Regions from separate parts of the Homo sapiens genome. Here region 2 is linked to region 1. Evidence: chromatin loops called from intact Hi-C (ENCODE). Cell type or tissue: CD4-positive, alpha-beta T cell. All regions are shown on one strand.

Evidence for each region. Peaks named below come from ENCODE experiments on the same cell type or tissue, not always from the same donor. Only the 100,000 strongest peaks of a DNase experiment are listed, where the experiment ranks them.
Region 2: it touches region 1 in a loop (5-fold over the local background); 3 of 110 quality-filtered maps call a loop at or near these places.

The regions. Positions count from the first base shown.
Region 1 is chr7:100,836,312-100,838,811 of GRCh38, reverse strand. It overlaps SLC12A9-AS1 (SLC12A9 antisense RNA 1), which reads left to right. Exons shown (of 2, transcript NR_146550.1): 2 at 1,233-1,498. It also overlaps a transcript of SLC12A9 not described here. Among named protein-coding and RNA genes, the nearest start is that of EPHB4, 10 kb to the right of the region's middle. RefSeq lists enhancers at 1,179-1,258, 1,269-1,318, 776-1,695, 1,696-2,500. In CD4-positive, alpha-beta T cell, no CTCF peak of the experiment used is centred here; a DNase peak (open chromatin) is centred at 1,321; H3K4me3 peaks cover 838 bases.
Region 2 is chr7:101,243,097-101,245,596 of GRCh38, reverse strand. FIS1 (fission, mitochondrial 1) reads left to right here and starts at 516. Exons shown (of 5, transcript NM_016068.3): 1 at 516-637; 2 at 1,458-1,590. The coding sequence starts at 593. RefSeq lists enhancers at 493-732, 823-872. In CD4-positive, alpha-beta T cell, CTCF peaks have their summits at 1,013 and 1,215 (motif pointing right); DNase peaks (open chromatin) are centred at 466, 766, 1,196 and 1,556; H3K4me3 peaks cover 1,747 bases; H3K27ac peaks cover 1,980 bases.

The DNA.
Region 1 (2,500 bases):
GCACCGGGCTGTCTGCTTGTAGATTTTATTTCTGCCTTTTAGTTTTTACTTTTTCTTTCTTTAGAGGCAGAAATTAGGCATAAGACAATATGAAAGGTAGTCTCCTCCTTTACTAAAAATGCAAAAAAATTAGCCGGCGTGGTGCTACACACCTGTAATCCTAGGTACTGGGGAGGGTGAAGTGGGCAGATCGCTTGAGCCCCAGAGGCCAGGTCGCAGTGAGCCAAGATCGCGTCACTGTACACCAGCCTTGGTGACAGAGTGAGACTCTGTCTCAAAATAAATAAATAAATAATAGTATCTCCTCTGCTCAGAAGTGTCTCAGAATGCTAGGCATGGTGGCCCATGCCTGTAATGTGGCCTCTCCATCACCACATCTCTCTTCTCACCTCCTGCGCGTGCCCCACTAGGGCCTCTGGGCTGTTCCTCAGACAACTCCAGAACCTCTTTTAGGTCTTCTGGACTCAAATATTATCTTCCTAGTGAAATCTTCCCTGCGAATCCCATTTAAAATTGAACCACATGGCTGGGTGCTATACTCCCAATGCTTTGGAAGGTGGAGGCAGGAGGATCACTTGAGCCCAGGAGTGTGAGACCAGCCTGGGCAACATAGCAAGACTGTCTCCACAAAAAAATTTTACAACTTGAAATAGCCGGGTGCGGTGGCTCACGCCTGTAATCCCAGCACTTTGGGAGGCTGAGGCGGGCAGATCACGAGGTCAGGAGATCAAGACCATCCTGGCTAACATGGTGAAACCCTGTCTCTACTAAAAATACAAAAAAATTAGCCAGGCATGGTAGAGGGCGCCTGCAGTCCCAGCTACTTGGGAGGCTGAGGCAGGAGAATGGCGTGAACCCAGGAGGCTGAGCTTGCAGTGAGCGAAGATCACGCCACTGCACTCCAGCCTGGGCAACAGAGCAAGACTCTGTCTCAAAAAAAAAAAAAAAAAAAAAAAAAAATTGAAATAAATGTTTTAAAAATAAATAGATGAAATAAAATTGGCTCAGGTTTATAATCCCAACACTTTGGGAGGCCAAGTGTGGAGGATCACTTGAGGTCAAGAGTTCGAGGCTGCAATGAGGTATGACCTTGCCCATGCACTCAGCCTAGGCAACAGAGAGAGATCCTGTCTCAAAAAAAGAAAGGAAGTTAAGCTCCACGAAACAGGAGCTTCAGTTTTCTTCGCTGCTGCCCTGCGCCTGGAATAACCAAACATTCACTGTGGCTGCAGGAATCCTCCGGAATCCGCCCCACTGCACGCCAGCAGTCGGAGGCCTGGGGCGTGCTGCCCACGTGACTGACGGCCGGGAAGGAAAGATGGCGGCGACTATGATGGCTTCAGAGAGAGGGCAACCAACGAGAGGACGCCGCCCGCCAGAGCGTCCACACCGCCGCTTTTTCTGCGGTTGCGTCCTGGGAAGGCGCGAATTGTGTGGCTACGGGCGGGTCGTCCTCTCCACCATTTTTTAATGGAAAAAATAATAATTCTCAAAGACGGTTTGGTCTGACCTGCCTCCCCACCTCTTGGCATCCGCAGGATCGCAGGCGTGTAAAAGACGGGATTGTGGGACTGGGCCCAGTGACTCATGCCTGTAATCCCAGCGCTTTGCGGGGCCAAGGCCAGAGTATCTCTTGAGCCCAGGTGTTCGAGACCAGCCTGGGCAACATAGCGAGCCCCCATCTCTATTTTTAAAAATGGTGTATAGATATAGAGGAGATCGTGGGATTCAGTATCTGAGATTTTCTACCTTGGTGTCAACGCCCCTGTCAACCTATTAGGTGACCTCAGAGTGTTCCCCCAGCCCTCAATTCTAGGGATCCCAGATCCTGGAACACACACATGCCCCGTCTGCCCCTTCGGGACAAGGAGATCTAATGGCACTCTCAGAATTAGGCCTTAAATGCTAATTTCCTGGAGATCCGCCCACCTCACCCCCACCCTCCCCCACCCCATTCCTGCTGTAAACTCCCCAGGATTAAGTCTGGTGAATCTGCGCCCCCCTCCCCCAGGTCCCAGGGGCAGATGAGCCCTTGGGCACCGCCCCTCCAATTTCCTGCAGACCCAGCAAACAAAAGACTCTCGGGAAGAGAGGCGAGCTGAGCAGGGCGCCCTTCCTGCAAGAACAGCTGATGGGGCAAAACGGCCCAGGAGTGAGCCGAGGGGAGGGATGAAATTCCAGGGTTCCTGGAGGGCAGCAGTGCGAGGCTAGACCCCTGGATCCTGGGGAGGGAGGGTATCTGGGCAGCAGCTGGATGTGGAAGGCTCTGGCCAGACAGGTTGCTGGGCTGTGGCGCATGGGGTGATGTCAGCCTTAGGGAATGGAGCGGGGGGTGGGTTTTCTGAGGTTCAGGTGAGCTCTCTGGTCCCCAGGCTGGAAGAGTGGGGCCTGGGAGAGGGCTGAGGCCCTGCGTCATCTCCTCTGGGGCCCGGCCTACCTTCCCCTGGCCCGACCTGCTACCCTCGGTGCCGGCCCCACCCGGCCTGGCTTCCTGCTCCTC
Region 2 (2,500 bases), 410 kb before region 1:
TTGATTTTTTTAAAAATTTTGTAGAGATAGGGTCTCGCTATGTTGCTCAGGCTGGTCTTGAACTCCTGGCCTCCAGCGATCTTCCCGCCGCGGCCTCCCAAGTTGTTGGGCTTCGGACGTGAGCTACGCGCCGGGCTCCCGGTTCTAGTTAAGATTTTGTTGCAGGCGATGAATAGTCACGTGGCCTCCAAGGTCCTAGATTTCTGAGGGGCGTCAGCTTGGCACCCTAATGTACTGTGATCTCTGGTCAGCTACCCACCCTCTTTTTGCTGTTTTCATCCTGGGGGCTAACCGCCAAGACATGGCCTCCAGTTTCCCTAGGGAAGCCTCCACAGAGGAAGGCACCGGCTGAGGCACCTGGGAAGACCAACCTGGGGAAGGTCTCCCTGCGCGCAGTCTGCGGGCTGGAGGGACCGGCCGAGCCTGCGCACTAGCGCCCCGCCGGCGCTGCTGAACTGAGAGGAAGGGGCGGGGCGTCGCCAGGTCGTGCCAGCATCCGCCGGACGCCGGAAGTGGTTCTCCGCCCCTGCCACTGGGCCATGGAGACTGTGGCACAGTAGACTGTAGTGTGAGGCTCGCGGGGGCAGTGGCCATGGAGGCCGTGCTGAACGAGCTGGTGTCTGTGGAGGACCTGCTGGTGAGGCCTGGCCCGGACAGAGGGAAAGGGAAGGTCGGAGGGCGGGTCCTGAGGAGAGTCAGGTAGGGGCCGAACCCTCCTCCCGGCATCGGCTTGGCCGAGGGAAGCCGAACTACGGCTCCCGGCAGCCTCCACAGCGCCTGGCTCCTGCCCGGAGGGCCTGCTATGCCGCAGAGGCTCCTGGGAGTTGTAGTGTCCTGAGCCCCCCACACCTCAGACTACGGGCCTGGAGCCCGACCGTGGTTAGACTGACGGGATCTGGGATCATGCAGGAGCTGTGAGCTCAGGGCGCTCCTCCAGCGGTGGAGGAATACAGTGACCATCATAAGGTGTCACCTATTACTGCGTCCGGCACGGTGCTAAGGCATCGCATGCCAGATCTCAGTCTTTGTAGCTCTAGGAGGTAGGCACTACTTCTATTCCTGGACAATAAAAGGTCCAGGCCCGGCAGGGTGGGGCAGGATGGGGCCAGCAGCCTCAAATGAGGACCGCGTGGGCTGTTGAGCAGTTCTGACAGCGTGTTTACTGTTCGGCCGCCGGGGTCAGCTGCTCCGGGAGCGGTGCCTGGAGCTGCCACCAGGTGGCATCTCCGCTCGGTACCGCCGCGGGGAGGGGAGACCGGGGGCCTCTGTCCCAAGAGCTGGCCCGCAGGCCCGGAGGAGCCGAAAGCCTGGGTCCCGGGCATGGAGATAGCAGAAGCTGGGGTGCCAGATACCGAGACCTGCGAGGGAAAGGGGCAGAGCCAGGGAGATGGCATGTCCAGATAGAGAATGGTTGACGCCCTACATTTCTAAATGATTCCTTTCCTCCCCTGTGGCAGAAGTTTGAAAAGAAATTTCAGTCTGAGAAGGCAGCAGGCTCGGTGTCCAAGAGCACGCAGTTTGAGTACGCCTGGTGCCTGGTGCGGAGCAAGTACAATGATGACATCCGTAAAGGCATCGTGCTGCTCGAGGGTGAGGCGCTGTACTCTCCCTTTCCCGCTGCCATCTGGGCTGCTCTGCGATGTGGGCCCCGTAGTCCAGGCACCTCTGAGTTGTCTCCGGTAGATTTACTGCACCAAGGGCTATACTTAGCTTGACGTCTCCCAGTGAACTTTTGGCTACTTACCGCCCACCATTGTTTTGCCAGACAGAGTGTAGCATGTCAGTTCCCCCAGGACTGTCTTGATCTGGGAAAGTGACTTGAGGTCACCCAACTAATCAGTTAATGGCTGAATTGGGACTAGAAGCTCCTGTTTTGTGAGACCTAGGCCCATGCCCTTCCCCCCAACACCACCACCGTGTTGCTTAGCAGCTATTGAGAATCTTTTGTGGCATGGAAGAGGTACAGAGGACTGTCCTACAAAATTGTGAGCAGATAGTGCTTTTTGTTTTTTGTTTTTGTTTGAGACGGAGTCTTGCTCTGTCCCCCAGGCTGGAGTACAGTGGCGCTGTCTCAGCTCACTGCAACCACCACCTCCCGGTTCAAGCAATTCTCCTGCATCAACATCCTGAGTAGCTGGGATTACAGGTGCCCACTACCACGCCCAGCTAATTTTTGTATTTTTTGTAGAGATAGGGTTTCACCATGTTGGTCAGGCTGGTCTCTAACTCCTGACCTCAGGTGATCTGCCCACCTCGGCCTCCCACAGTGTTGGGATTACAGGTGTGAGCCACCTCGTCCAGCCAGATAGTGCTTTTTGGATGGGAACCCTATTTCCTATTGGTTTTAGGTGGGTCATCATTTGTCAGAGGCCACAATACTTAACCACTTAGTTTCTCTGTAGCTCCTTGTGTTCAAATAATCATTTATAAGCACACAGTCAGTGTACAGCCATCCCTCTGTAGCCATGGGGGATTGGTTCTAGGAACCCCACCCCCACAG